2 separate regions of the Homo sapiens genome follow, and region 1 is linked to region 2. A link is a loop called in an ENCODE intact Hi-C map of the cell type or tissue named here. Cell type or tissue: gastrocnemius medialis. All regions are shown on one strand. Each heading gives the region's core, and the rest is flanking DNA. Links, peaks and the distances in the headings are about the cores only.

Region 1 (16,072 bases), core at 3,375-11,374, 81 kb after region 2:
ATTTGTCTTACAATTTCACTTCGAGTCACAAATTTTTTTCAATGCAGCCAAATCAAGCCTTCCTTTGTGACTTCTGTTGCATTTATGCTTATATAACTTTTCATATAAAAATGTTCAAGAAGGCTGGACGCAGTGGAATGCACTTGTGGTCCCAGCTACTTGAGAAGCTTAGTCAGGAGGATCACCTGAGCCCAGGAGTTTAAGGCTGTAGCACACCATGATCATGCCTGTGAATAGCCACTGCACTCTGGTCTGGGCAGCATGGCAAGACCCTGTCTTGACTATATATATATATATATATTTTTTTTTTCAAGTCTTTACCTATACATTCTTCTCGTTTCTTTCTTTTTAAATTGCTTCCTTTCAAAAATAATAATTATTTAGCCTAACTAGCACGTGTGAGGTAAGGAGCTACCTTAAGTTCTTCTTCCCCAACAGGTAGCCGGCTCCACGCACTGACCGCAGCTCTGAGGCTGACACTTCCCTGAAGACCCAGAGTGTGGATCGTCAGTCAGGACTTCCATCTTGCTCCCGCAGCCCTTCTGCATGAGTGAAGTCAAGTGAGCGTGAGGCCGTTCACCACTCTCCTGGTCTTTTCCATTTCTCACTTGGTGCTCCCCTCAGTAGCAGCACATGCCTCTAAGCCCCTGTGTATTCATTCTGCCAAGAAAGTCCCAGTGCTGTAGTGCCACGCGATTGGCCGAGATGGCTAAGATACCCCAACTCACTCAATTCCCTCCTTCTCCTATCACTAGACTGCAGGGGAACCATTTTCATTCCAATGGTGTTATTTTCCTGCCCCGTGTACCTCTTTCCCTTTCAGCTTTTACCCAGGATCTTGCCAGTCTTTCTTACTGGAAATTCCCGTCCTCAACCCCCTCCCCTTTGGGAGGTAGGAAGTCATTTTTGCTGACTCATTTGTCCTCTGCCCTTCTGCTGCCCCACGTTGCTTCCCCCTTTCTCCAGAGCCACTGGAGTCTTCTCCACAAGGTTTACTTTGCGGCCTTTATGGAAACCAGCCCCTCTACTCTTTTGGGATTTGGAGTTTCAGAGCGAGTTCCTGTTGGCTCCGGGCCCACTGTTCACCTGGGCTTCTGGCTTGCTTACGGTCCTACCTATTTATCAGAGGTGACAGCCTGCTGGCAGTCCTCAGAGCCCTCGCTTGCTCTCGGCACCTCCCCTGCCTGGGCTCCCACTTTGGTGGCATTTGAGGAGCCCTTCAGCCCCCACTGCACTGTGGGAGCCCCTTTCTGGGCTGGCCAAGGCCGGAGCCCACTCCCTCAGCTTGCAGGGAGGTGTGGAGGGAGAGGCACGAGTGGGAACCGGGGCTGCGTGCGGCCTTGTGGGCCAGCTGGAGTTCCAGGTGGGCGTGGGCTTGGTGGGCCCCGCACTCGGAGCAGCCAGCCAGCCCTGCTGGCCCCGGGCAATGGGGGACTTAGCACCCAGGCCAGCGGCTGCGGAGGGTGTACTCGGTCCCCCAGCAGTGCCGGCCCACCGGTGCTGTGCTCGATTTCTCGCTGGGCCTTAGCTGCCTTCCCGCGGGGCAGGGCTCGGGACCTGCAGCCCGCCATGCCTGAGCCTCCCACCCCCTCCGTAGGCTCCTGTGCGGCCCGAGCCTCCCCGACGAATGCCGCCCCCTTCTCCACGGCGCCCAGTCCCATCGACCACCCAAGGGCTGAGGAATGCGAGCGCACGGCGCAGGACTGGTAGGCAGCTCCACCTGCAGCCCCATTGCGGGATCCACTAGGTGAAACCAGCTGGGCTCCTGAGTCTGGTGGGGACGTGGAGAGTCTTTATATCTAGCTCAGGGATTGTAAACACACCAATCAGCACCCTGTGTTTAGCTCAAGGTTTGTGAGTGCACCAATCGACACTCTGTATCTAGCTGCTCTGGTGGGGCCTTGGAGAACCTGTGTGTGGAAACTCTGTACCTAACTAATCTAATGGGGACGTGGAGAACCTTTGTATCTAGCTCAGGGATTGTAAACGCACCAATCAGCGCCCTGACGAAACAGGCCACTCGGCTCTACCAATCAGCAGGATGTGGGTGGGGCCAGATAAGAGAATAAAAGCAGGCTGCCCAAGCCAGCATTGGCAACCCGCTCGGGTCCCCTTCCAGGCTGATAGAAGCTGTGTTCTTTCGGTCTTTGCAATAAATCTTGCTATTGCTCACTCTTTGGGTCCACGCTGCGTCTATGAGCTATAAGCTATAACACTCACCGCGAAGATCTGCAGCTTCACTCCTGAGACCACGAGCCCACCGGGAGGAACAAACAACTCCAGACGCGCTGCCTTAAGAGGTATAACACTCACCGCGAAGGTCTGCAGCTTCACTCCTAAGCCAGCGAGACCACAAACCCACCAGAAGGAAAAAACTCGGAACACGTGTGAACATCAGAAGGGACAGACTTCAGACGCGCTACCTTAAGAGCTGTAACACTCACCGCGAGGGTCCGCGGCTTCATTCTTGAAGTCAGTGAAACTAAGAACCCACCAATTCCGGACACATTTAGACTTGTTTCTCAGGTCGGGGGTGGCGCACGGTTGATTTCTGGCTGCCTTTAGTGCTGATTGCGAAAGCGAAGGCTTGAGACCAGGCGTGGTGGCTCACACCTGTAATCCCAAAACACTGAGAGGCCAAGGTGGGAGGATTGCTTGAATCCAGGAGCTGGAGCCCAGCCTAGGCAACATCATGAGGCCCCGTTGCTGGAAAAAAAAAAAAAAAAAAAAAAAAGGGAAGAGTTGGAGCCCTGGGCTTGTCCCTGGGCCTGGTGGGCTCTCTAGTGGGTGGAAACAGCAGGCAAGTCTTCTTTATTCTCAAGTCCTGCGGATCTTTTTTTTTTTTTTTGAGACGGAGTCTCGCTCTGTCCCCCAGGTTGGAGTGCAGTGGCGCCATCTTGGCTCACTGGAAGCTCCGCCTCCCAGGTTCACGCTATTCTCCTGCCTCAGCCTCCCGTGTAGCTGGGATTACAGGCACCCGCCACCACGCCCGGCTAATTTTTTGTATTTTTAGTAGAGACGGGGTTTCACCGTGTTAGCCAAGATGGTCTCGATCTCCTGACAGTGATCTGCCCGCCTCGGCCTCCCAAAGTGCTGGGATTACAGGCGTGGGCCACCGCGCCCAGCCTATCACTTTTAATAGAGAAGGAAAGAGGGGCGGAGGAGCGGATGGAGGAGTGATGTTAATGGGACATGCGCACTTCCCTAGCACTGCACTAGGGTGTCAGGGTACAGTTGATGCCTTGGGAGAACTGGAAACTCCTGATTTGGGAGAGTGATGGTATTGGCTGGGAGTGATTGTCATACATTCTGAACTCTGATGCCCGTTCTGAGACCCCTGGGATGCCAGGCTCTTCCCAGGGAATAGCGTTGACAGCTAAGCTGCTTCAACAGAAAGGCCACAGAGGCGACACATTCCCGTTTGTCCCCGGCCACTAGAAAGTGTTTCCAGGAGAAGCGGGTTATGAACAACCCATCACCTTCTTTCAGATGGGGTATTGTGGGAGCCCTAATGAGAGGTGCTAATGTTCTTCCAGCCCCAGGAGCTCTCTTTATCCCTGTCTCCCTCCGGGATCCTCCGAACAGTCTGCCTCCACAGGTGGCATTGGTAGGGAGGCCCCAAGCCAGGTGGTTAGCCGACTTCCGACCCACCTTGTGCCTCGGATCCCCCACCGCTCCGCTACGGCTTGATTTCAGGATAAGCCTCAGGAATGGACCTTTTGGGTGAGGGGGAGAGGAAAGAGACCGATTTCCTCGAGAGAGGTGGGGCAGGGGAGCAGCTGAGAGAAAGCTGCGCCGTCTGGAAAGGAAGCCAGAAAGGAAGACAGAGTCTCTTTGAGCTTTTCCCACCAAGCTCACAGGAAAATTGCAAAAACATCATTGGACTGGATCAGGATGCGAAGGGAGCAGCCAGGAAGGCGCGGCCTCTTTGAAGGCTCCCGCTCCGCGCGAGGCGTGGCTCCCGGAGGGGTACACCAGCTGGAGTGAGGAACAGGGCTCAACGCCCGCCCGCCCGACAGCCACAAGGGAACGGGTTGCGTTTTGTTTTGTTCCCAGTGGTCCCCAGGGCCGAAGGGGAATATAAGGAGATGCTGTTGAGCTGGCTAGAGGGGACGGGAGGCTCGAAGCGAGGCACGCAGTCAGGCACTCCTGACGAGAAGAAGCAAGACTTACACAAGGGCAAAGGCCTCCTACTGGAGAGATGAGACTAGTGAGGCCTGGGGACAGCTCCGAGGGCTGGGGAAGGTCAGTGTTGGCTTCAGGCGGGGGTATAACTAGACCTGGCTACTTATCTTGTGGGGCTCAGTGCAAAGTGAAAATACGGGCCCCTTATTAAATTATGAAGCGTTTGCTGGGTGTGGTGGCACGTGCCTGTAATCCCAGCATTTTGGGAGGCTGAGGTAGGAGGATCATTTAAGCCCAGGAGTTCAAGACCAGCCTGGGCAACATAGTGAGAGCCTGTCTCTACAAAAAATAAAAAATTAGGTCAGGCACAGTGGCACATGCTTGTAGTCCCAGCTACTCAGGAGGCCGAGGTGGGAGGATCACTTGATCCCAGGAAGCAGAGGTTGCAGTGAGCCAAAATTGCATCACTGCACTCCAGCCTGGGTGACAGAACAAGACCCTGTCTCAAAAAAATAAAATAAAAAATTAGTGGGCGTGGTGGTGCATGCCTGTGAGTTCCAGCTGCTAGGGAGGCTGAGGTGGGAGGATAGCCTGAACCCAGGAGGTGGAGGCTGCAGTGAGCCAAGAACATGCCACAGCACTCCAGCCTGGGTGACAGAGCAAGACCCTGTCTCAAAAAAGACATATATATATTGCGGCAACAGAGTTTTAAACCAAATGCAAGGCCCTTCTAAGCATTGGGCCCTGTGCTACTGACTACCCAGGTCAAGGTGTGAGGTTACCCAGTATGAAGGGTCTCCAACCTACTTCATTAAAGGCCACCAAAAGGAAGAGTCCAGATGAAGGCCAGGGGAGAAAAAAAAATCAGACTCCTTGAGGAGTCTTTTGGTTTTAAAAAATATTGGGGAAAAATAGAGTCTCCATTAACAGCATGTTTTTAACTTTTAAACAGACCTTCACATCTCTGGAACCATATAACAAAGGTGACAATTTTATGAGCCAAGTTATGCATGGCACATTTTATGTGCCTAAACGACCTAAGTGATTTTTGTAGGTCCTTCAAGGACAATAAAAAAGTATTGTAGAGGAAAAGATTTGTATATATTTATATTTCGCCACCAAATGTCAATATTTCTTTTATAAAAATTCATCCCTCCTACCATGCCTCTTATCTGTTCAAAATGTTTGGACATTTCACTTCCCTAGTCTAGGCCAGTTTTTAATTTTAATTTTTTTAACTTTTTAAATTTTTGAGACAGGGTCTCGCTCTGTTGCCCAGGCTGGAGTGCAGCGGCGCAATCTCGGCTCATTGCAACCTTTGCCTCCCAGGCTCAAGCGACCATCCCACCTCAGCCTCTCGAGTAGCTGGGTCTACAGGCATGCACCACCATTAGCCCAGCTAATTTTTTAAATTTTTGTAAATACAGGGGTCTCCTTATATTGTCCAGGCTGGTCTTGAACTCCTGAGCTCAAGTGATCCTCCAGCCTCGGCCTCCCAAAATGTTGGGATTACAGGAGTGAGCCACCATGCCTGGCTCCAGGCCAGTTTTGTTTGTCACCTGACACTGTGTCCTCTTTCAGTTTGGAGACCACAACTCCGCAGGGTTGTTGGGTTAGTGTCCTTTGGTGGGCCACACATTTCCCCAGCCCCCCAAGCCCCAACCCACCCCACTCAGTTAGCCAGTTGGTATTATACATGTATTAGAACTTTCTCTGAGAACAGAGCTCACAAAAAAGTAAAGATCTGAGAGCTTCTGGAGGGGGACAAGGGAAACTCAGGGCAGGTGCAGAAGCTGGTGCCGGGGTAAGGGCCCCAGCTGCCATTCCTCTGCTCTCCCGTGTTTCCAGTGCCCCCTCACCCCTGTGTCAGCTTCCTCCCCGGGGAAGTGGGGTTGGGTGGGGATTACCACTGCCTACTGGGATGGGCGCCGGCTTCATCTGCAGGGATTATCAGGCCTGGTGGAGCTGGCTCCAGCAGCCACAGCCCTCAGGGCCTGACCTCCCCTGCTCTCCACCTGTGACCTCAGAGAGCAGGGGCTGTCACTCTGGGTATGTGGCCTGGTGTTTTCTCTCCTCTGTGGGGTTTTTTGGACCTCTCAGTATCTCTCTCAGAGAGATACTGACCATCCCCTAAAATTTGGAGACTGCCCAGTGGTGTGATTTGTCTTCCAGCAGTCAAGCCAAAGAAACCTTTGCTCAGCAAGACTGGGTCCATGGAGCTCCTTAGCGTTGGAGGAGCCATCAGCTCCAGATGGAGCCGTTACCTTGCCCTGAGGACGTTATGCCACAGCCCATCGCCCAGGGGAGAGGGACCCAGAGAGCCTGGGAGGAGCAGTAAACCCAAAAAGCAAGAAATGCCCTTTCCCCCAGGCAAGCCCCGCTTGCAAACCCTGACTCGAACAACTTCTTAGCAGGGACGCAGTGAGCCCTCAGGTGGTCCCTGCCACCCGGCCAATCCCCCTGCAGGGTGGAGCTGCCGAGCCAGAGCAGAGCCCAGGCCCACAAAGGTTTCTGAGAAACAGGGGAAGAAAGACCCTGTCCTCCATCTGGACACCAGAAATGAGGCTTGCTTCACCTGTTCTTCCTGCTGACCAACACCAGCCTGGCTCAGCAGCCTCCCTCTGTCCTGGAGTGGTGGGAGTGCCGGGGGCAGGGGCGTCACAGCTGCATCCCCCAGCCCAACCCTCAGCCTCCCCCTACCCCACCCCCGCTCTGCACCCAGTCTGTGGGGCCACAGAGCAGCCTCAGAGGCAGCCTGGGACAGGAAGAGGCCTGACCAGGGACAATCCCCTGGGGAGAACCAAAAGGGCCTAGGGACTGAGTGCCTGACAAGCGGCCCTGCCACACTGGCAGTGAAGGCGGTGGCAGGGAGCACAGCCGCGGTGGCAGCCGGCGCCCAGGGCAGGCCTCGTGCCCTTGTGGCCAGGGTGACTGAATCTGCCAGCTGTGGGGCCCATTCGTGCCAAGTCTGCCCTGGCTCCGTCTGGTCGTAATCGATGCTGGCGCCAGGCCAGGCCCCCTGCCAGCTCCGGTCACACTCGGCTAACGCGAGAGGCCCAGCCCATTAACTCCTTGCCAAGGCCCATTGTCTGGGTCCTTGCCCGGTGGTTTATTTACTCCAGGGCTGGCCGGGCCAGGGCTGGGAGGCGACAGCGGGGTGGACTGCGGGTGGGGCAGTGGGGTGGGGGGTGGGGAGGGTTGGGGAGGCTTAGGCCTGAGGAGGGGGCTGAGAGCAGGAGTGGGGCAGGCAGGACGGTGGTTTCCAGAGCCCAAGGGCAGGGCATGCTGTGAGGGTTTTTTGTGTTTTGTGTTTTTTTTTTGCTACATCAAAGATTCCTTGTATAGGCAGATGTACCTCCAGAGGCCCACCCAGTACCTTAGGGGTGAGAGAGGGCACTGGAGACACAAGACCTTAACTCCCCAGACAGCCGCCTTCAAAGCCCCTTAAATAATTTTTTTACATGACCTACCCTCTTGTATTTAAGTTGGCATTTGAAATTTTCCATCAGAAATTTAAATAGTTCCAAAGGATATCCTTTTTAGCATTTTATGAATATTTTTTCACTTTCTATATGCCTTTATTATATTTTATAGTCAAAAAATTCAAAGAAAAATGAATATTGATATTTTCAAATACAAATTGTATCTTTCTTTTAAATGTCCAATGGAATCTAAATGCCAGAGCAATTCTGTGTCCAACATTATCCATTAAAAAAAATAGGGGAACAAACGCTAATTAAACAGCTTAGAAGTTTACATTATTTCGTTCTCTCCAAGAACTTGTATTTCCATTTCACTCCTGTTACAGATTTTATGCTAATGTAAGGGTTTTTTTTTGTTTGTTTGTTTGTTTTTTTTTTGAGGCAGGGTTTTGCTCTGTTGCCCAGGCTGGAGTGCAGTGGTGTGATCCTGATTCACTGCAGCCTCAATCTCCTGGGCTCAGGTGATTCCCCCACCTCGGCCTTCTGAGTAGCTGGAACTACAGGCCTGCACCACCATGCCCTGCTAATTTTTGTATTTTTTGTAGAGACACAGTTTCACCATATTGCCCAGGCTGGTCTCCAATTCCTAGGCTCAAATGATCCGCCCACCTCGGCCTCCCAAAGTGTTGAGATTATAGGTGTGAGCCACAGCACCCAGCCTGTATTTATTTTTTATGCTTGAAAATCTTTTATTGGCTAGGCATGGTGGTTCATGACTGTAATCCCAGTACTTTGGGGAGGCTGAGGCAGGAGGATGGCTTGAGCCCAGGAGGTCAAGGCTGCAGTGAGCCATGATTGCACCACTGCACTCTAGCCTGACTAACAAAGGGAGAAGTTGTCTCAAAAAAAAAAAAAAAAAAAAGAAAGAAAGAAAAATCTTTGATTGATTATTGTATTAAATAAAATTTAAAGATTAAAACTTCTGGCCGGGACTGGTGGCTCACACCTGTAATCCCAACACTTTGGGAAGCCGAGGGGCAGATCACGAGGTCAAGAGGTCAAGACCATCCTGGCCAACATGGTGAAACCCTGTCTCTACTAAAAATACAAAAATTAGCTAGGCGTGATGGCACACACCTGTAGTCCCAGCTACTTGGGAGGCTGAGGCAGGAGAATCGCTTGAACCCGGGAGGTGGAGGTTGCAGAGAGCTGAAATTGCGCCTCTGCACTCCAGCCTGGGTAACAGAGCAAGACTCCTTCTCAAAAAAAAAAAAAAAAAAAAAAATTCCTCTGTTCCCAAAGCTGAGCATTAATTTTTTGGTTATGAGTTTAGTGTTAGAATAGTTTATATCCAATTGATCAGAGCAATGTAAATAATTACGAAATTTGATAAACAACTATTAAACATAAAAGGTAAATTTTTATTGGAAATGCATCTCTTAATAAAATAGTTGGGGTTGGGACAGGTTTTCTTCCCAATTAGTGTATGTATATGTGGATGACTTATTGCTAGACTCACACAAGGTTCAACATGAAGTTTACTCCCATGTTTAGTCTTTTGTAGGTTTAAACATTGAGAAACACTGTCCACATAAATAAATAAATGGAAGCCGATGAGTTTGTTATGAGGATGCCATTCAATTCTTTGAACTTCTTCCAAGTTATATGCCTAATAACATTATTATCAAAATGTTTTTTTATGATCCGCTGGCAATTTGATTAGTGCCTCTTTCAATTTTGCTGAAAGCAGAGCTGGAAACCACTTGACTTGCAGAAAGACTTGCTCCTCTGTCACTTGACCCCCAGGAGTCACTTTGTTTGATGCCTTGGAGATTTCTACCCCTAGGGCAGTGCCCCAGAGTGGGGGGTCACATGGGTGAGAGGGGCAGCTTTCTCTTGTAAAGCTGTCTTCCCCAGCAAATGGGAAAGGGGATGCCTTGTCTTGGATGCCTTTTTAGGAATATCGCTTTTAGGAAAAAGAGCATAGAAAAACTGAGGATCAGAAAATCGATTCTCCTCAAACTATCTTGATTCACAAACCCCTTTGGGCACCCCTGGGGGTATGTCACAATTTTATGAGTAAGAGACTGGAAATGTACCTGGGGGCCAGAACGTAAGTTTTGACTCCTCTGCTAGGAGTGAGCTCAAAAATGGATATGATTCAAATACATAGATGCCTGTGGCCAATATTCCGGATCTTCACAGTCCTCGGAATGCCCTGGCAGGGCTAAACTCCTTTTAGTCCAGTCCTCCTCAAGCTCAGACCTGCAACCTCTTCATTCTTACTGTGTATTGAGGGTTCCCTGAACTGAAGGAAGAAAGTGTCTGGAGGGTGGGAGAGACCGTGTGTGGCAGAGTTAGAAACATCAGTCTATCTCAGGGTCCTAGACAAGTGATCTCCACATAATCAGCAACAGATGGTCAGGCAGCACCTCCAAATATTTGTATCCTTATCAATCATATTTATGTGTGACTGCCAATCCATATGTCATGTGTATTAAGCTTTATTTTAGGTTTTTTTATTTTTTTGAGACGGAGTCTTGCTCTGTCACCCAGGCTGGGGTGTAGTGGCGCGATCTCGGCTCACTGCAACCTCTGCCTCCCGGGTTCAAGCGATGCTCATGCCTCAGCCTCCCAAGTAGCTGGGACTACAGGCACGCACCACCATGCCTGGATAATTTTTGGTAGAGACAGGATTTCACCACATTGGCCAGGCTGGTCTCGAACTCCTGACCTCAAATGATCCACCCACCTCAGCCTCCCAAAGTGCTGGGATTACAGGTGTGAGCCACCGTGCCCGGCCTGTATTCCCTATTCTTAATAGATTATCTTGTAAACCTTCTTTGTAGCCCATTTCTCTAGACTCAACAGCTTTCATTCCAGGTTGTTTTTAAAGCCCCAGTGGATGTGTGAAAGGGTGGTAATGGATGGCACTGAACCTCTGTTCTGGCCTTGGCAAAGGCATGTGCTCTGCCAGTGTTTACTAAGATTATGTGCCAGACACTGTGCTGGGTCCTAAGAATGTAAAAAGACACAATCTTTTGTTGTATCACAATGTAAGTGTAGTTAATACTACTGAACTGGACACAACAATGGTGAAGGTGGTAGATCTTATGTGTTTTTGACCAGAATTTTTTTTTTTTGAAGACACCATCTCTGCCCTTAAGGAGGTTGTGGCATAGTGGAGGAAACAGAGAATCCACTAATTCATTTACCTGGGAACTTTTAATTAATAGAGTGCCAATCATATTCTAGGCTGGTGCAGGTGCTGAGGATAAGCCTATAAGCAAACCAGGCACAATTAGTCTCTTATGGAGCTTACTGTCCATGGCCAGCAGGAAATGTGCACCTGCAGTGCCCAGTACAGAAACCACTAGCCACATGTAGTTGTTTACAATTAAATTAATTATGATTAAATACAATTTAACATAGTCTCTGCAGCCACAGTTGAAGTGCTCAGTAGCCACAGGCAGCTGGTGCCACTATAGAGGACAGCACAGCTAGAGAAGGTTTCCATCACTGCAGACAGCTCTTAGCGTGGTCAGTGTGCAGATGGATGAGCCAGATCGTCAAGTAGGGGGCCCTGCCAGTCTCTCCAGTGCCTTTGTGCCAGTTTCAAAAGGTTTTCTCTCTGGGCAGGTGCAACTTCTTGCCAAGGACGAGGCTTGTGGAGCAGGATATGGTTCTGGGCCTAGGAGAAGTCAAGGTGTAGAGAACAGGAGATGCAGATCACCACATGCTCACCAAGTCCCTGGAGTAAAGGACTCCAGACTCTGGAGTTGTCTGATCTCATCTCCCACGACACACTCCCATAGTGCACCACGTGCCCTGCTCATGCTGTTCTCTCAGCCTTCTTCCTTTTCCCATCTCTGTGCCTCCCAAATTCCCTTCAAGGCCCAGGTGAAATTCCACCCTTTTCCTCCTCAAAGCCTTCCCTGAACTGTTTATGAGGCTGATTAACATTTACTGAGCATAGCATTTGTACTACAGTATTTGTGCTATTGGTGGGAGCGTGGTGAGGCTGCAAGATGAAACAGGCCCTTAGACTTTCAATGTGGGTGGTTCTAACTCCCTGTCCTAAATTTGGGCCTTCACAGCCAAGTATATGCATCGTCAGTGCACATCCCCCAGGTGAAGACAGGCTCTAGAACTCTGCACACTTCCTCTTCCCACCCCGCGACTTCTGGCAAGTACTGCCTTACGTATCTTTGTCCCCACTTTTTTCCTCACTAAAAGATACCCAAAAAGGATTCTTTGAAGGTTTCTTGCCTCAATGATCCAACATGAGAAGTGGTGAGACCAACCCTTACCAGCTGACAATGACTTAATCATCTTCAGAGATTCTCAAAAGAAGCTGGAATGTAAATAGCCGCTCAGCTGGTATTGTTCTCAAAGAAGACTTAGATGTAGACAGTTCTCACTCTTCATATGCGTCAGAAAATCCGCTTCCTCTGGGTGAGTTTCAGAAGGGGTAAATGTTGTTGCTCAAATTCCAAAGTGATGAAGATGTGTCAACAAGATGCTTCCTGTGGAATCTCTGGCCAGCTGCCTCTTCAGCCCTGTAGACCCCCTTCTGAGCCCGGGCCCTGCCTGGAGTTAGGCTGCCATTTCCTCTCCTGTTTGCACAGATGGGGCCTTGGGCAGTCAGCCTGAGGAACTGTCCCTGTGCTAATGCTGGGGGCGCAACCCAATGAGAAGAGGACTGGCTTTGAAGTTGGGCCTGGGTTCAAATCCTGATTCTGCTACAGTCAGCCAAGTGACCCTGGGCAAATAACTGAAGACTTCTGAGCCATTGCCATGTTTGTAAAATGGATGGTAATACCTGCATCACAAGATTGTTGAGGGACCTAAATGATAATAAATCTCTAATGTATGGTTTAGGGCTAAGAGCCTGGCCCTGCCACTTACAAGCTGTGGAGTGTCAGGCAAGTTACTTAGATGTTCTATGTGTCTGTCACCTCCTCCCTAAGGGTTGAAAATAGTACAGGCCAATTTCTAGGGCCATTGTGAGGATTACTGAATGCCTGACTCATGATGAATGTTCAGTGAATATTGGCCTCCAGCAACTGGGGTAAGCAAGGTAGTTATTATAATCCCCACCCAGAGGGCCAGGGAGAGTCGCACATTTGCTGTGGGTGAAGCCTGGATGAGAACCCTGCGTCCTAGTCCTGGGCTGCAAATCAAGCCTCTGGCCACAGCCTCCTTCTGGCTGGCTCCCTGGGCCCACTTCCAGGCCCATGGAGCTGCTGAATAGGGGACAGCCCATCCCAGGAGCCAGGCTGCTGGCTTCACTGCCTTCCAGAGGGCCTGGGAAGCCTCTTCATGCCAGTCTGTGGCTTTGTCACTTGCCCCTGATGGAGTCTGCCCTCTCTGTGGGCAGTTTCCTCTCCCTACTCATGGCTGATGTTCACTTCCACGCCCAAAGGAGTGTCATTCTGCCCACTTGGCTGCTCAGGATCAGAGTGGCATGGGACAGTGCATGGAGCATTTTGGAGCCAGGGAGGAGGAAGAGGGCAGGCCTTGGCTATGCCTCTCAGCGATGCTGACAGCAGGAGGGTGGTTAATACAAAGCCAGGGCTTAGCTACAAGTCGGGAGGGCTGAGGAGACAGGAGCTAGAAGAAGTCAGGGAAAGAAGGAGACAGAGGCCAGGATTTGCACAGCTAAGAGAGACCTCCTCTCCTCTCTATTTTATAGATAAGGAAAATCATGACCATTTTGCCCAATGTTACGTCATGGTTTGTAGGAAAGATTTGGATGAGAATCTAGTCTCCGGAGTGCCTGCTCGACTTTCCTTCCAATACCCAAAGCTGCCCTCTCCTCCCACCCCGAACACTCAGTGTCTGGCAAGGCCCCTCCAACGCCAATATCACTGCCTCACTGTGGTCCATGGCCCGTGGGCCCTGGCTGGAGGAGGAGCTGGCGTGAGCAGGGGTACCCACTTGCCCAAGAGAGACCTTCAGGAGAGCCCATCATGCCCTGTGGCCTTGTGTCCCTAGACACCTCCAGAAGCCTGACACTGTTGTTCATCCTTCACCCCCAAGACTTTCACCCCCATGTAGCTCTATTCCCCTAATCTGACACAATCCCCCAGATCCTTTCACTCTGCTCTCGGGAACTTATGGTTTGTCATCAGCAAAATCTCCCCATCCACTCGACTTTCCCTTTGAACATTCCTTTCACCATCCTGTTCTACTGCAAACCTGCCTGACCCCCACACACAGCTTCCTTGCAGCCACCTCCTGTCTTGGCTCTGTTTTCTTCTTCCACATCAGTATGCCTGGAGGCAGCGAGTTGTCCTCCCTGCTTTCATGGCCACCTGTAGGTTTCTCCCCCTTCCTCCTCAGCCTAAGTCTGCATCTCCTTTGCAGCTATGCCATCAGACCAGACCATCCACCATCCCTTCTAGTATTTACCATACTCTAGGCCACTCCTGCTCATTCACAGATTTTAGTACCTGGCCCACGGTCTTCCTCTCCACCACCACTCCTCCATGCTTTTCCTAGACCTTAACATTAATTCATTCTTTTGTCCAGCACATGTTTCTGAGCACCTAATCTGTGCCAGGTATGTTCTTAGAAAAGAGTTTATAAGTGTAGACCAGAGAGAAAATGTCCCTGCCCTCAGATGCTTACATTCTGATGGCAGCAAGGATAATTAACCAATGAACCAGTCCTACGTAAAATAATGTTAGACAGAGGGGCTATGAAAGGAAAAGGCAGATGAAGGGGTAGTGGCAGGATGGGGAGCTGTTTAAGAGATGGTGGACAAGGAAGGTCATCCATGTAGATGTCCACCCAGCACCTCCCACTCTTGGTCTTTGGCCTCCTCACTCTCCACCTCTCGTTCTGCTGCCTGGGCCTCCCACTCCCATGGCCAGGGTTTTGCCTCAGCACTTCTGAACCCCCTGCTCCCTGACCACCCCTTCCTCGGCTCTCAGCTTATCTACTCTATTACCTCCATTCAATGATGTGTCCCCTTTGGGAACTCCCTGCCTTTGAACTTGTCCTTTTTCACTGCCTTCAACCCCCTTCTCCAGCTCAATTCTGTAGGCCTTGACAAGAATCACCCATTTGTGGAAGCCCTCTCCTTTCTTGCTCTTTTCCCTTCATTTGGAATCTCCTGACACAGCCTCCACCCTGCTTAAACCCAACACCCTGCACCTGCACTGAGTAGCTGAGCATTGCCGGGGAAACTCACAGTCATACTGAATAGCCGCACTTGACGCTTCTGACCACAAACTTCAAGTGGGCGCTCAGCTTGCCCAGTAATCTTACTATATTTCTCTACTAAATTCACTGCGCCACTCTCCAGATAAGTGTTTCACATCTTCTCCAACCCTCAACACCTTCCCTTAGTTTCTCGCTGTTAGTTAAAGATCTTGCTTCTTATTTTGCTGAGAAACTAAATGTCATCTGCTGGAACGTACGTGCCTCTCACCATCAGATCTCCCAAGGTGCCTGCATCTATGCCCGCTGCTACCTTTCTTCCTCACAATGGATGCATGCATGGATAGATGGATGGATGGATGGATGGACGGAAGGATAGATGGACAGACGGACAGATGGATGGATGGATGGATGGGTGGACAGACGGACGGACGGACAGACGGATGGATGGACAGACAGATGGACAGATGGATAGATGGATGGACAGATGGAGGGATGGCCTCCTCTTGCATCCCTGGCCAATCCCTTCATTTTGTGCACCATATCCCTTCACTTACTCAAGACTGCCTGAAATCACCTTTCTCCCTCCTGCACTATCCAGCTCCTTCTCTCTGCCAGACCATTCCCTTCGGCACATAACTGCGCTATGATCTCTCTCACTTTCAAAACAAACTCTTCCTTGACCCTACACCCTCTTCAGCTTCTGCTCCACTTCCTCCTCCCTTTTACGCACCCCTCCTTGAAGTGGTTGTCCCTGCTGGCTACTTCTCCGAATCTTCACCTCCATTCCCTCTTAGCCTACACCAGCCAAGTTTTTGTTTCTGTCACTCCATTGAAACTGCCCTTGTCCAAGTCACCAGTGACCTCCTACTGGCGCATCCAAAAGGTCTGTCTCCTGGTCTCACCTCCTCAATTTCTCAGCAGCGTTTGCACAGTAGGGCACTCGCTCCTCCTTGCAACGCTGTCTTTCTTTGGAGTCCAGGACTCCACACTGGTCTGGCTTCCTCCTACCCGGATGGCAGCTCTTTCTCTGGCTCCTTCGCTGGCTCCTCCTCTTCTTGATCTCTAAATGTGAGCATGGTGTGGGGACTTTTTTCTTATTTACAGTCTCTCCCGGTTAGATGGTTAGATTCCATCTAGGCCTGTGCCTTTAAATGTCCTCTAGAGGTTGGGATCTTTGAGAGGCAACATGGAAGCGAGTAGAGAAGCTTGCCGGGGTGTGAACCCCTGCTCTGCCCCTGGTGAGCATGCCCCTGGTGTGATGTTGTTGCTGTTAAATTCTCCATGTAAGATCAGATCTTACATGGGGCCTGAGACAAAGGCTTAAGCATGAGTAGTTTATTTGGGAACATGATCCC
Region 2 (16,072 bases), core at 3,267-11,266:
TTAGTAGAGACTGGGTTTCACCATGTTGGCCAGACTGGTCTTGAACTCCTGACCTCAGGTGATCTGCCTGCCTCGACCTCCCAAAGTGCAGGGATTACAGGCATGAGCCATCGTGCCTGGCCAACCCCAGCCTCTTGAGCCAAGACAACCACAAGCTTCCGCTCTCCATGTAGGTCTTTGACACTTGTTGCTCTGAGGCATTTCAGTGCCTTTCTTCCAACACGGGCTCCCAAGCTAAAGCAGGGAGAACAGAATCCAGACAAGCAGAGTTAGAAACATCATCTCCTAACAGCCAAAGATGGCATGGAGGGCTGCAAACCTCTCTGGATCTATCTGAGCCTATTTCTAGTTTTCCGTCCAAACCCTTTGTAAGGAGCTATTGACATGGTTTGGATGTTTGTCCTCTCCAAATCTCGCATAGAAAGAGGCTTCTCCATTGTTGGAGATGGGGCCTGAAGGAAGGTGTTTGGATCCTGGGGCAGATCCCTTATGAATGTCTTAGTACCATCCCCTTGGTGAATGGTGAGTTCTCATTCTGAGTTCACCTGAGATCTGGTCGTTAAAAGTATGTGGTACGCCCCTTTCTCTCTCTTGCTCCTTCTTCATCTTCCACCAGAAGTAAAAGCTCCTTGTGGCCTCCGTCACCAGAAGCCAAGCAGATGCTGGCGCCATGCTTCCTGTGCAGCCTGCAGAATCTCTAGCTAATTAAACCTCTTTTCTTTATAAATTACCCAGCCTCAGGTATTTCTTGAGAGCAATGCAAAAATGGCCTAACACAGCTATAGAAGGCAGTGGGCATTCCAAGAGAAAAGGCTTTTTTTTTTCTTGCTAGCTCTGGTTCCCTTTGTTGTCAATGAGGAAGATGTGGCATTTGAGAGGCTGACTACTGCCAGCTGTGGGATGTGTGCCTGGAACAGACTCCCAACAATGAATATGAGTTACCTATGGCAGCTGACATGAGGAAGACCCCACTACACAGACGAGCATGAGAGAGGCCCATCCGTCTACCCACAGGCTGCGCCTTCCTCCTCAGTGGTAAACAAAGATATTGGACCAGTTGACCTCTTTCTAGCAGTCAAAGGCTCCAGTTAGCCTTGTTTTCTTCACTGGTGTAGAAAAGCTATGAGAATATGGGTTCTAACTCTTCATCCCTAGGACCTGGCCCGAGGCAGGTACTCAATCAATACTGGTTAACTGACTGATTGACAGTAATGAACAAAAGAGAATAGCTAGCACATGACCTTGTTGGACCAAGCACTCTAGGATGTCCACCATTCATTTGACAAACATTTCTTGAATATTTTGTGTCGGGTGCTGTGCCAGGCACCAGAGATATAAATATGAAAAAAGCACCAGTCTTATGCTCAAGAAAAACAAAACAATCTATGATATAACAGCTTATGAGCTATAGCCCCAGCAGGAGCCTGGAGTTAGGGGAACTTGAAAGAGGATGGGGGCCCTCCCACACCCAAGCATGGGGGCTGAGAGAACAAGAGAAAGGGAGGTTGGGATTGCTGCCAAGAGGGGTCTTTAAAAATGAGTAGGAGTTACTAAAAAGAGAGAAGGGGCTTTCCAGGTGGAGAGAATAGCACAGGAAGGACTAGGAGGCAGGAGAGTGAGAGTGCATTCGGCATCTGGGGAAGTGCAGGTGGTTGCAATGGCAGGAGCCTAGGAGAGTTGTGAGGACCTGAAATGAGACCCTGACTCACTGTGCCTGACAAGCAGCAGGTGGGGAGCAAACCCAGCCCCTTCAGTTTTGAGCCCAGGGCGGGCATCCAGCTGCATTGTCAAAGCAGGGGCTTATCCCACTGAGCTCTCAAGTTTCCCAGCTGTGGAACCACCTATTCCTCCCACTTCTGGGAAGGGCCTGCAGGTGAGAAGGGGGTGGGGCACAGAATGGGCACCTCACCCACCTGTATGCATTTCCTTCCTCTCCCCAGACAGGCTCTGGGATGCCAAACTGTTTTCAATCATTGGCTTTATTCTAATGAGCCCGTTAAGGCTGCCAGGACTCAGGGGGAACCGGCCCAGCTGGTCTGACTGGTTGGGCAGCACTTTGTAATTCCTGCTTCTCCCGGAGGGCTCCTATATCTCCTCTGTTCCACTCCTCAATGCTCCTAGCTTGGACATTGCCTGGGATATGCCAGGCTCATGGCCCTGGCTCCCCTTTGGCCAGTACTTATCAACCTGGCACTTCCTAGCAAGCCCCTAACCCCTTGAAGCCGTGATGAAGAGCACTGTGATGTTTTAACTTCTGCATCTTTCCTTTCCTCCCAGACCCATCTGTAGACAGGCAGTCCTATTGTCAGGCAAATTGCATTCATCCAAGGTCTTAAGAGTGGAGGGACTCTCCTCTTCCAGAGTTCACACCTCAGGGCAGCTCTACTCCACCAAGAGTCTTAGAGGGAATGTCTACTTGTCTTGGGCACTGGGGAGCATTGTGAACATTTAATGGGGATGGGATAGTCTGTCCCACAAAGCATGGGACAATCCCACACAACAATGCATTGTCCCACCCAAAATGGCAGTAATCCCCCTCCCACCCTTGAGAAACACAGTTGGGCCCACTCTAGTCACACACAGATGTGCGGTTTGTATAAACTCCATGAATGTGATTCTCAAACTTGATTGTGTAGATGAATCACCCGGGGATCTTGCTGAAAGGCAGATCCTGATTTCTAGGTCTGAGTGGGGCCTGAGATTCTCCGTTTCTAATGACCTTCCAGGCATCCTTCAGGCTGCTAGTTTGAGGCCCACAGGTTATGTAGCTAGGCCCCACAATACAAATGTGCTTGTATTTTCTTTTATGGAGGGGCATTGTCTTTTGGGGAAACTTTATCTGCAGAATTGGTTGAACTGGGAGTGCTACTGGCATCTACTGGGCAGAGGCCAGTTATTCTGTTAAACATTCTACAAGGGTCAGGGCAGCCCCTCACAACAAAGAATTCCCCAGCCCAATGTGTCAGTAATGCCGAAATTGAGACACCCTAGCTTAGGTGAAATTTCAAAACAATGTGAAATACATTTGTGGACAATCTTACTTCACTGCAAGTTGGGGACTCCAGCCACAAGGCTGTGAACATGTGTCATTGACTGAGGTTCTGGTCCCTCTAGGCATAAGCAAATTCAGCCAGTTAGGACTTAGAAGCACTGGCTCAGGTCCTGGTGAATAAACTGTGGTAGTAGGTGTGATCCTTCACAAGCCTCACACAGGCTCACGGTCTCATAGCTCACACAGTTTAAGAGATCAATATTTTTATTTATTTATTTATTTATTTATTTGGGACAGAGTCTCACTCTGTTGCCCAGGCTGCAGTGCAGTGGCGCAATCTCACTGAAAGTTCTGCCTCCCGGGTTCATGCCATTCTCCTGCCTCAGCCTCCTGAGTAGCTGAGACTACAGGCGCCCGACACCATGCCCGGCTAATTTTTTGTATTTTTAGTATAGACGGGGTTTCATCGTGTTAGCCAGGATGGTCTCGATCTCCTGACCTCACGATCTGCCCGCCTCGGCCTCCCAAAGTGCTGGGATTACAGGCGTCACCCGCCACGCCCGGCCGAGATCAAAATTTTTAAATAATCTAGGCTGATGGCCAGGCTCAGTGGCTAACGCCTGTAATCCCAGCACTTTGGCATGCCGAGGCAGGTGGATCACTTGAGCTCAGGAGTTCGAGACCAGCCTGGGCAACATGGCGAAACCCCGTCTCTATTAAAAATACAAAAATTGGGCCAGGTGCGAGGGCTCACGCCTGTAATCCCAGCACTTTAGGAGGCCGAGGCAGGCAGATCACGAGGTCAGGAGATCGAGACCATCCTGGCTAACACGGTGAAACCCCGTCTCTACTAAAAATACAAAAAATTAGCCAGGCATGGTGGTGGGCGCCTGTGGTCCCAGCAACTCGGGAGGCTGAGGGAGGAGAATGGCGAGAACCCAGGAGACGGAACCTGCAGTGAGCTGAGATGACGCCACTGCATTCCAGCCTGGGCAACAGAGTGAGACTCCCTCTAAAAAAAAAAAAGAAAAAAAAATACAAAAATTGGCTGGGCGTGGTGGCTCAGGCCTGCAATCCCAGCACTTTGGGAGGCTGAGGCAGGTGGATCACCTGACGTTGGGAGTTCGAGACCAGCCTGACCAACATGGAGAAACCCTGTCTCTACAAAAAATACAAAATTAGTTGGGTGCGGTGGCGCATGCCTGTAATCCCAGCTACCAGGGAGGCTGAGGCAGGAGAATCACTTGAACCTGGGAGGTGGAGGTTGTGGTGAGCCCAGATCGCACCATTGCACTCCAGCCTGGGCAACAAGAGCAAAACTCCGTCTAAAAAAAAAACCAAAAACAAAACACAACAACAACAATTAGCCGGGCATGGTGGCACGCGCCCGTAGTCCCAGTTACTTGGGAGGCTGAGGCAGGAGAATCACTTGAACCCAGCCAGGAGGTGGAGGATTCAGCAGAGGTTGCAGTGAGCAGAAATCAGGCCAGTGCACTCCTGCCTCAGCAACAGAGCAAGACTCTGCCTCAAAAAAAAAAAAAAAAAAAACCTAGGCTGGGTGTGGTGGCTCATGCCTGTAATTCCAGCACTTTGGGAAGTTGAGGCAGGTGGATTGCTTGTGTCCAGGAGGTCAAGACCAGCCTGGGAAATATGGCGAAACCCAATCCCTACAAAAACTAAAAAAATAGCTGGAGATGATGGCATGCACCTGTAGTCCCAGCTGCCCAGGAGACTGAGGTGGGAGGACCACTGGAACCCAGGAGGCCGAGGCTGCAGTGAGCTGAGATCACACCACTGCACTCCAGCCTGGGCGACAGAGTGAGACCCTGTCTCAAAATAAACAAATAAATAAAATAATAATAATCTATGTGGAGTAGCAGGATAACAGATAGAGGGATAGAACGGACGAGGTGCACATAGGTACATGTGGGTCTGCTTCATATTTTAGTTCTAGCCCTGGGTGGTAGTTTGTGTTTCTTATATTATTTTGAAATAAATAAATAATTAAACACAAATAAGCACAAAGATGGGCCAGGCCTGGATCAGTAAAAAGAGAGGATTATAGACCAAAGACTGTGGTTCATCCAATGTACCTGAGGTGTACAAAAAAGTGAATTACTCATGATGATGACTAGTAATAAATTAATACCATTCTACTCATGGCAAAAATATCTATGAGGGGGAGCGCACATGACAGGTTATGCAAAAAGGCAAAAGTATGCACCTTGGGAAGAATGCCACTCGCCTTGTGTGTGACTTTCTCCCCTGCATGCCGTGGCGGAGGAAGGGTCTGGAAGGTACAGGCTAAATGAAAAAGTGACAGGCTCTTCCCTCTTTTGTTCCATTTCAGCCATGCAGGGACCCTAAGGTCTGTCCCGTGGGGTATCACTGTGGAAGACAGATGGCCGCAGGCCACACACTGACAACCTGGCCAGAGGAGTCTCCCATCAGGTCCTCTGGCCACCCTGATTGGAGCAAAGCATGATTTTTTGCTCCACCCCTGCCCCAATGCCCCTCTGCAACACACAGCCTGGCTCGTTCATGTTCAGCTATTCTGCTAGACAGACATGAACAAACGAATGGCACTTTCTTTGGCACCTTTCTGTGCCCCCATAACTCCCCACTGTCCTTATGTCACCTACATTCCAGTTACTCAGGCTCCCTGTCTCCTGTTGCAGGATCTCAACGAGTCCCAGAGTAACTGGACGGTATATCTCACTTCAGACTTTCCTATCCACATTAAAGCTTCTCTCTCTACGCTTCACTCCCTCAAGAAAATTCACTCTAAGACCTGCTAATCATAACACCAGAGATTTTTCCTCAGTGATGCTGATGGAATTCTTATTTGAATAACGTCCTCATATGGTGCATATACAATTTAACAGAGAATATCTGGATAGCTAATGCCTCAAACCAAATAAATAACTCCAGAAATGGGAGTTCTGTGGTTCACGGTGGGAGTTAAAAATCACCAAATGTCAGAGCGAGAAGGGGTCTTGGAGATGTTCTAGTGCAACTCTCCCAATTGACAGATGAAGTACCCAGGTTCAGAAAAGTTATTTGCCCAAGGTCACCCAGTGTATTAGGATAGAGAGCACAACCCAACTCCTATTCCTTTATTTAGTCAATCAGTTGCTCAGTCAACAAATCTTTATTGAGCATTTGTGGGGTTTTTTGTTTTTGTTTTGTTTTGTTGGAGACAGGGTCTTGCTCTGTTGCGCAGGCTGGAGTGCAGTGGCATGATCATGGCTCACTGCAAAGTCTACCTCCCAAACTCAGGTGATGCTCCTGCCTCAGCCTCCCGAGTAGCTAGGGCCACAGATGCACACCACCATTGCAGGCTTTTTTTTTTTTTTTTTCTGTAGAGACAGGGTCTTGCTATGTTGCACAGGGTGATGTTGACTGCCAGGCCTCAAGCAATTCTCCTGCAACAGCCTCCCAAAGTGCTGGGATTACAGGCATAAGCCACCGCGCCTTGCCCTTATTGAGCATTTGTTATTGTTATTTTATGTCAGGCACTAACTGGGCAAGGGATCACAAATACAAACAAGACAGAATTTCTGTCCCCAAGTAGCCCCTGGTCTAGTGGGTGAGGACAGCCTTGTGTGGAAAGATAATTGCAACACAGTGGGGTCAGAGACTTAGCAGGAGTATCATATGAAGCCGGGGCACGTGGAGGAGGGAGAGAGAAATGCTAAGGTGGCTGTGGAAGATTTCCAGAGGAGTCTTCTGACTGTGTCTAGGGTTTGTCTCTACACCTTGTGGTCTTGATCATTCTCACTAAAGTGGGGAACTGGGCATGAGGTAGTTTTAGGGACAGTGTATCCCTAAAACCTATCTCTGGGTACAGACACGGCTCTCCACCAGCTTGTCTCAGTTTCTGTTCACTGTCACATTGTACACAGGCTGCCTCCCCAGCCTTCGGAAGCTTCACTGCAGCTGTTAGTATTCATGGCCTGCCCAAAACCAATTCTCCCTGCTCTCCTTTGTTAACAGAGTGAGTGGTTGGGATGGCAATGTGCCAGGAGTGCCCCGAGCAATGAGTCATGATTTGCCCAACTCAGTCATGACAAATGTGTTCCCCGATTTCTCGGCCTCCCTTGCATCCAGGAGTAGTCCTGTGATCCAGGTATGACCCAAATGGAAGTCTGGAGAAGACTGGGGCAGAAGAGACATGGTTGGCATGGCCCTTTTGCCCTTCTTCCTACTTTGAAGATAGGTGGAATGTCTAGAGCTGGGCAGCATCTTGTGGCCATGAGGTGAAGGCAGAAAGACAAAAGCCAACAGGTTAAGGGAAAGGAGAGTGGAAAGGGAGAGCCTGGCTTTATGACAGCATCATGGAGCTTTTGCACCATCCTGGAACTACCACCCCCAGACTTCTCATAATGTGGATAAAAAGACCTATTTGCTTAAGCCACTGTTTGTAAGGCTCGCTGTTATGGAAGCCAGATTCATTTCTAACGGAGACACCATCTGTATCATCAGGGTCCTAGCAGGAAACCAATGATTCACTGTCCGTGAAATAAATAAATGAAGGGAAAATTTACTATGGAAGGGATGGGATTAAAGGGAACAAACATGGATAGTGAAGAACTTAGAAACTGGCAACAAGGGGAAGCTGCTACCCCTAGTTCTGATGGGAAGAGAGTTAAGATTTGCTCCTGGAGCCCATTGAGAGACTACAGCAATGAGAGAGCCTGACAAAAGCTGTGTCAGGAAGGCAGCCACTGGCAAGCATGGCACCACGGGAGCGTTAATGACCAGTCTCCCCTCCCGCCTTCTGATGTCCTGCCAGGGACCCCCACTGGCCAAACCAACTGGAAGTCAGAGGAGAAAAGAAATGATGGGCACAGTGCTTCCAGGACACTGTTGAGAGAAGAGCGGAGGGTAAATCAGGTGGGGCAAGTGGGGAAGACACAGCACACCAACCAGTGCATGTTTCTAACTCACATCCTTGCTGTGGGGTGATGCTATTGATAACAATGGGTTTGCTTTGTAAGATGGCCCCAGGACTAGAATCTTGTTCCTTCACCACCCGCACGGATAATAAGGAGTCTGTAAGTCATCCGGTGTTCCTTATTTCACTTGACTGCTAGGAAGTTAGATGTGAAAAATTGCACATGGCTATAATAATGACCCCCAATTCACATTTTCTGGAATAACTGTCACCCCATTTTTATTATGTGCCTCTTATTCATTTATGCTTGTTTGAATGATTCTGTCATTTCTTTTTCATTTGCTGTAAATTGTCTCATTCTTTTTGGAAATAATTGGAGTGTAAACAGTAAATCTTAACATAGCGATATCAGTTAGGATTAGGTTTGGCTGTGGTAGACAGACAGACAAAATAACCATGGCTTCAATAAAACAAAGGCCAACTCTCTCTTAAGTGAATGTCTGCAGGTAGGCAGGCCTTGCCTGGCATGGTGGTTCTGCTCTACAAAGTCCTTAGGAGCGCAGTTCTCAAGGGTGCTCAACTGTCAGTTGCAATTTGGCCTTCTTCTCAACTATCTGCCACGACCAGCCAAAAGCTCAGTGGAGGACTCTTCAGCTAAGCAGAGGCACCAGCCCCGGTCCTCACCCACCATCTTGACTTGGGCATTGTCACACCTGCTGCAGTAAGAGCCCTCCCGGAGGCCTAGGGACCCTCTGGAAACTTGGAACATAGGAACATTTCAGGTGTGGAATAAAGTTAGCCTCCCACCTTGGAGAGCAGTGTGTGATGGTGAAGAGAGACAGGGAAGTTGAGGCCCCAATTAGCATACATGAAAGGAGGAAAATGTGGCTCATTCAGAGGTGTCTTAGTCTGTTTGCTGCTACTATAACAGAATACCACAAACTGGGTAACTTATAAAGAAGTTTATCTGCTTTGTGGTTCTAGAGCCTGGGAAGTCCAAGAGCATAGGGCTCTTGGTTGGGTCTTGGCATCTGGTTAGGTCTTTCATGCTGTATCATCCCATGGTAGAAGGTGGAAATGAGAACCTGAGACAGAGGAGATGGGGCTGAACCTATCATTTCACCAGGAAACCACTCCCATGATGATGAACCCACTTCCGAAGGTATTAATCTATGAATGAGACCAAAGCCCTCATGATCTAATCACCACTTAAAGGTCCCACATTTTAACACCATCACAAGGGCAATTAAATATCAACATGAGTTTTGGAGGGGACATTCAAACCATGGCAAGAGGCAAAGGCCCAGATTGAGATCCCATGGGAAGGCAAGTCTGGTATGTAATTCCCTGGGATATAACCTCGTCAGATACCTGTAACTGAAGTATGGTAGAGCTAGCCCGCAGGTAAAGAAAGGCAGCGTGCAACCATAGAAGTAGTCAATGAACAGTGTTATTGTAGTTTTAATTAAAATTAGTTAATTTACTTTGCCTTGGGGTAGTGTCCTGGCCTTCCCGAGTTCAGATTCAGCACTATACAGTCCTTGCTGCCTCCTCAGCCGCATCCCATGAGGGGAAAGTGTAACTTCATGGTGCAAATATTCTGGAAGTGGGTGCCCTGTCCCAAGCCCTGCTCCTTCCCAGCAAGGGGCTTTCAGTCAGCTTTAGAACAGGCCTGGCTGGAGCTTGGGTGCAGTCAAGGGGCATCTGCAGCCATCTCAGATGTTGAGTCAGCCCCAGAGTGCCTCCAGTTCCCTTCCCTACCCTTCTGGAGCTGCCCTGGGGCCAGGCTGAGCTTCTAGGGCTTCTAAGAAGAGTGATCTCCCCACAGGAACCCGATTCCTACCTGTACTTGATCCTGGAGGTATATCTAGAATGATTCGGAGCAGAGGAGCGGCAAAGAAGGAAGGCCCCACAGGGCCAGGACAGGGGCTCAGCAACCCCACCTCTTAGCCTTGGTGGTCAAAGTCTTGGAGTTACACTGGGGTGACCATAGAAATATTGTCTGAAACAGGATAGTTTGGGTAGTGAAAGGGGAACCTCTAATAGTTATGCTCAGATAAAAGTTATATATTATGTAATGGGACCGTCCTAAGCAAATCCAGACACATGGCCTGTCTAAGTTTTGGGGGGCGGTATCCATCGGACCCCACTCTTGCTGGCCTTCCATCACTCTAGGGATGGGGTCACACTCCAGGTTAATTTCCACCATTCTCAGCAGCCAAGTGCCCCGGCCTTCCTTCTGGTTCTGCTCCTTGGGGACTGGATCTCCAGGCACACAGCCCTGCCTACTGGCCTCTGAGAATGGCCTGAAAGCTGATCAACCAGCCTTCCTCACCCCTGACCCTCCACCCCAGGCAGAAGCTGTACCCCTTTTCTCTTTATCCCTGCTGCCTTGCTGAGGGCTTCGAGGCGGGTTTCTACAGGGACTGGGGAGCAGTCTATACTAGGGGTCTAAGCTCCAGAGTAAGGGGAGCACGATGCCAGAGTTTGAGTTTGGGGTGTTTCCTTACCATAAAGAGAAAGTGTTGGGCCACAAGAAGGGCCTACGAACTCTAAAATCCCATGATTCTCTGATCCGGCCCGTGATGGTTAACACCGAGTGTCAACTTGGCTGGATTGAAGGATGCAATATTGATCCTGGATGTGTCTGTGAGGGTGTTGCCAAAGGAGATTAACATTTGAGTCAGTGGGCTGGGGAAGGCAGAGCCACCCTTAATTGGGTGGGCACCATCTAATCGGCTGCCGGTGAATATAAAGCAGGCAGAAAAAAGTGAAGCAGCGAGATGGGCCCAGCCTCCCAGCCTCCATCTTTTGCCCGTGCTGGATGCTTATGGCCCTCGAACATCAGACTCTAAGTTCTTCATTTTTGGGACTTGGACTGGCTCTCCTTGCTCCTCAGCTGGTAGACAGCCCATTGTGGGACCTTGTGATTATGGAAGTTAATACTTAATAAACTCCCCTCTCTCTATATGTGTATACATATATAACACACACATATATATCTCTCTCCTTATTAGTTCTGTCCCTCTAAAAGAACCCTGATGAATACACTGCTCTGTGCAGATACTGAGTGAGGGGCCTGACTTAGCCCTGCATCAGGGAGGTTTTTAGATTTAAGATTGTACCCAAATCTATACCCATCAAAGCAGACCTGATTGAAAAGAAGCAGGCAGAGCCCTCTACTTAGAAATGACAAGAATTCAAGACAAGTCATAATGAGTCATGCTCTTGCTTGCTGCTCGGCCCTCTCTGCATTGCCCTTTGTAAGAAGAGTCCACACCTGAACCGGTACTCAGGGCCTATTTCTCCGAGGTGCCCCACAGCCAATCCTGGGCCTTCTTTGCCTACAGTAAAACACCCACATTGCCCATGCCAAGACTGGGCCATGTCTCTTCCCCTTCAGCAATTGCCATCAGAATAAAGCGAAAAAAAGAAAGGATCCCAGTAGCGTATTCTTCTGGGTTGCATGGACACTGGCTTCATCTACACTTCTCTGAGTTTTGGTGTAGCCCAACTCTCTCTCTTACCAAATGGCCTTACTCACTAAATCTGTCAAGTGTCTACCAAAATCATGCATTTTTTATTGAAACCGGTGAAATTCTTCCTCTGTTGTCTTTCCACCACCCTTTGGGCACTGCTCACCTTCTCCCCCATGCTGTTTTGTATGGATTTTAAGCCAAAGGAAGACAGGGACCTTGTCTTGGTCATCTCTGATTCCCCTACCATGATAGTCAAATAGCCTTGATAATCAAAATGTAGTTTTCTGTGTAACAAGATCTCCGGGCAATTCATTAGGGTTTGAGCAGCACTGTACTAGGCACTCAGCACAGTGCTCTTCAAGTGTTTGGCCGAGCCAGGGAAGTGGGTATGGTTAAAGGCAATGCAGATGGTTAGTGGCAATGCACTTTTTTCTTTTTTGAGACAGAGGCTTGCTCTGTTGCCCAGGATGGAGTGCAGCGGTGCACTCATGCCTCACTGCAGCTTCGACTTCCTGGGATTGAGAGATCCTCCTGTCTTGGCCTCTGAAGTAGCTGGGACTACAGGCACACGCCACCAGGCCCAGCTACTTTATTTTTTATTTTTTGTAGAGACAGGGTCTCACTATGTCACCCAGGCTGGTCTTGAACTCCTGAGCTCAAGTGATCCTCCTATCTTGGTCTCCCAAAGTGCTGGGATTATAGGCGTGAGCCTCTGTGCTCAGCTGGATCAATTGTTTTTTAATATCCAATTTTGTTGCCTCTGTTGACCTTTTGTGTGTGTGTGTGTGTGTGTGTGTGCGTGCGTGTGAGAGAGAGACAGCATCTTGATCTCTTACCTAGGCTGGAGTGCAGTGGCACAATCACGGGTCACGGCAGCCTCAACCTCCTGGGCTCAAGCAATCCTCTTGCCTCAGCCTCCCAAGTAGCTGGGACTACAGGAATACACCACCATGCCTGACTAGTTTATTTTTTATTTTTTGTAGAGACTGGGTCTTGCTGTGTTATCCAGGCTGGTCTCGTACTCCTGGCCTCAAGCAGCCCTCTCACCTCAGCGTCCCAAAGTGCTGGGATTATAAGCGTGAGCCACCACATGCAGCCTCTAGTAGCTTTTTAGCTATACCTCTTTGTTTTATTTTTAATAATTGCTCTAGGGATCATAGTGTGCATCTTTAACTTGTTAGAGTTTATTTTGGGTCTACATTATACCACTTCACAAATAATTTAAGAAAATTCCATTTTACTTCCATTTGCCCCTTCCATCCTTTGACTATTATCTATTCTACTTGTGTGCATGTAATAAGTCCCATAATATATGGTTGTTATTTGTGTTTTTAAAAGCCAATTGTCATTCAAAATAAATTAAAATAGTCTTCTATATTTACCCACATACTTACCATTTGCAATGCTCTTCATTCCTTCTGGTAGATCTGAGCCTCCAACTGCTATCATGCTATCTTTTCTCACTAGCCTGAAGAACTCCCTTTAGTATTTCTTTCTTTTCTCTTTTTCTTTCTTTCTTTCTTTCTTTCTTTCTTTCTTTCTTTCTTTCTTTCTTTCTTTTCTTTCTTTCTTTTTTCTTTCTTTCTTTCTTTCCTTCCTTCCTTCCTTTCTTCTTTCTTTTCTCTCTCTCTCTCTTTCTTTCTTTTTTTTTTTTTTGCTTGCTTGTTTCTTGTGATGGAGTCTCCCTACGTTGCCCAAGTTGATCTTGAACTTCTAGGCTCAAGTGATCCTCCTGCCACAGCCTTCCCAGTAGCTGGGACTACAATTGCACCCAGCTTTTTTAGTATTTCTTGAAGTACATGTCTGTTGAAAATTATTTCCCTTAGCTGTTGTTTATCTAAACATATCTTTATTTCTGTTTCATTTGTGAAAGCTATTTTTCTTGGACAGAGAATTCTATATTTTCTGGTTTTCTTTTCATGTATGTCATTTTATTGTCTTCTGGTTTGCATTGTTTTTAAAGAGAAGTTAGGCATCATTTTTATCATTGTAATGTTCCTTTTTTCTCTGGCTGCTTTTAAGATTTTCATTTTATCTTTGGTTCAACAACTTGACTGTGATGTGTCTAGATGTGTTTTTCTTTGTATTTACCCCACTTGGGGTTTGACGACCTTTTAAAATCTGTAGGTCTGCCAGGTGCGGTGGCTCATGTCTGTAATCCCAGCACTTTGGGAGGCCAAGGTGGGCAGATCACTTGAGGTCAGGAGTTCGAGACCAGCCTTGCCAACGTGGTGAAACCCCGTCTCTACTAGAGATACAAAAATTAGCTGGACATGGTGGCGCACACCTGTAGTCCCAGCTACTTGGGAGGCTCAGACAGGAGAATCGCTTGAACATGGGAGGTGGAGGTTGCATTGAACTGAGATTGCGCCACTGCACTCCAGCCTGGCTGACAGAGTGAGACTCTGTCTCAAAAAAAAAAAAAAAATTAGTTTAAATCTGTAGGTTGATCCTTTTTGTTACATTTTAAATTTTTCACTATTATTTCTTCCTGTAGAAAAACAATTGGTGCTATTTGTTCTCTTTCTGAGACTGCAATTACACAAATCTTAGGACAGCTGCTGTTATCCCACAGGTCACTGTACTGTGGTCATTAATTTTTTTCTCTCTTTTTATCAGTTTGGATACTTTTGATTGGCTTGTCTTTAAGTTCATTGATGCTTTTTCTGTGGTGTCCAATTTGCTATTAAGCTCATCCAATGAATTTTATATATATATATATATATATATATATATATATATATATTTAGTTCATATATATATATATATTTAGTTGTAGAATTTCCATTTGGTTCTTTTTTAGAGTTTACATTTCTTTACTAAAATAACCCTCTCTTCAACCATCATAGCTATCTTTTCCTGTGAACTTTAACATATTCATATTAATCGTTTTAAAGCTTTTGTCTGCTAACTCCAATAACTGGATCATGTGTGGATCTGCTTCTCTATTTTCTCTTGATTATGGATCACATGCTTCTTTTCCTTACTCTCCTGTTTCTCAAAACTGTATTCCAGAAATTTTGTATAAAAGAACAGTAGAAATGAAAATATATCTTTTTGTTTACTTCTCAGAAATTGCAGTTCCTTTCCCCTGTCTGGTGGTTAGGTTGAAGCTGATCACTGGGACTCCTCGGACAGTGGAATTGAGGTAAGGCTGCACTGCAGCTTTAATTAGATTGTGTTCACCTGTAAGTAGCCCAATCCCAAGCTTCTGCCTCCTTTTCAAGTTGTCAGTAATTGAGCTGGGTGGGGGTAGCGTACAGATTCAGATCATTTTGATTCAACTTTGGACTCTACTCCAGCAGGGCCCCAGAATCTAAGCAGGACCGTGTCATTACTCTCTGCTTTCCAGCCCCTTCTCCAGTGCCACAGTTGTGGCAAAGTTCAGGAATGGGGGTGGGTGGAGAACAGAGAATTATCGGCCTAAATGACCTGCTTTTATATTGGGCCTCTTCCAGATTGTCATCTGTCTTGCCAGCCCATGCCGCAGCTCGCTGATTTCTTCTTATCCTTACAAAACCCCTGCCTATGGCATGTTTCTCCATCCACCTGTAGCCAGACCAGGCACATCCTCAGGTGTGAAAGCTGTGCTGACCTTCTGCTCATCTATAAAGGGCTTGTTTCTTTGTGGAATTCAACTCATCAAGGCCATGCCTGCACTGCTCAGTAGAAAAGCACGATTTTTATTTTTGTCTAGGTTTTTCTTGTTGATAGCATTGTAGCAAAGGCTTTTCATATATTTCTACATCCTAACCAGAAGCGGAGCTCTCCCAGATGTTAGAGGAGCAGTAAGGAGGTCAATGTGTCTGGAGCAGAATGAGTGAAAACAGGAAGAAGAGATGAAGCTGGAGAGGTGACCAGGAGTCAGTTCATGCTCAATCTCACAGGCCACTGGAAAGATTGGCTTTTACTTTGCATAAGATGGGAAGTGATGGCTTTTGAGCAGAAGAATGACAGGGTCTTGTATGGGTTTTAACAGGAGCACTGTGGCTGCCGGGATGAAAATAGTCTGTAAGAGGCAAGGGAAGCAATAGAGGGATCAGTTATTGCAACAATCCAGGGAAGGGATGGTGGTAGCTTAGATTGGTGTGGCCATGGTGGAGTGGTGAGTCTGAGTACATTTTGAAGGCAGAGACAGCAGCGTTTATTGACAGATGATATGTAAAGTATAGGGAAAGAAGAGGATGACTCTAAAGTTGTGGTCTGAACAAGCAGAAGGATGGAGTTTTCTTACTCAGATGGAAAGACTGAGGAGAGTCAATATCTTGGACCATTTGTGCTGCTATAATAAAGTACCACAGACTGGGTCACTGATGAAGAACCAAAGTTAACTTTCTGACAGTTCTGGAGTCTGGGAAGTCTAAGATGAAGGCGCTGGCACTTGGCAAGGGCCTTCTTGCTGCATCATTATATGGAGGAAGGCGGAGGGGCAAGAGAAAGCAAGAGTGGGTCAAACTTGCCCTTTTATAATGGCACCAGTTCTACCCATGAGGTTGGAACCCCCATGGCCTAATCACCTCTTAAAGGTCCTACCTCGTAAGACTGTTACAATGGCAACTGAATTTCGTGAGCTTTGGAGAAACATTCAAACCACAGCAAGTAGGTTTGTGGGAAGTACTCTTTCTTTTTTGTTTTTTTGAGACGGAGTCTCGCTCTGTCGCCCAGGCTGGAGTGCAGTGGTGCGATCTCAGCTCACTGCAAGCT

The links. Hi-C counts contacts between places; a loop is a spot of excess contacts. Peaks named below come from ENCODE experiments on the same cell type or tissue, not always from the same donor. Only the 100,000 strongest peaks of a DNase experiment are listed, where the experiment ranks them.
Region 1: a loop joins it to region 2, with 5 times the contacts of the local background. A loop is called at or near these places in 6 of 110 quality-filtered maps.

Annotation. Positions count from the first base shown.
Region 1 is chr15:40,060,387-40,076,458 of GRCh38, reverse strand. It overlaps SRP14-DT (SRP14 divergent transcript), which reads right to left. Exons shown (of 3, transcript NR_040060.1): 3 at 8,950-11,238. It overlaps LOC105370787 (a long non-coding RNA gene), which reads left to right. Exons shown (of 3, transcript NR_188231.1): 3 at 439-2,172. Among named protein-coding and RNA genes, the nearest start is that of SRP14-DT, 29 kb to the right of the region's middle. RefSeq lists enhancers at 6,528-6,647, 11,633-11,742, 12,153-12,262, 13,109-13,944, 14,819-14,878 and silencers at 6,778-6,837, 7,956-8,139. In gastrocnemius medialis, for the core only: a CTCF peak has its summit at 4,206; a DNase peak (open chromatin) is centred at 7,138; H3K4me3 peaks cover 487 bases; H3K27ac peaks cover 2,076 bases.
Region 2 is chr15:40,141,280-40,157,351 of GRCh38, reverse strand. No RefSeq gene overlaps it. Among named protein-coding and RNA genes, the nearest start is that of BUB1B, 12 kb to the left of the region's middle. In gastrocnemius medialis, for the core only: no CTCF peak of the experiment used is centred there; DNase peaks (open chromatin) are centred at 5,590, 6,641 and 7,011; H3K27ac peaks cover 1,725 bases.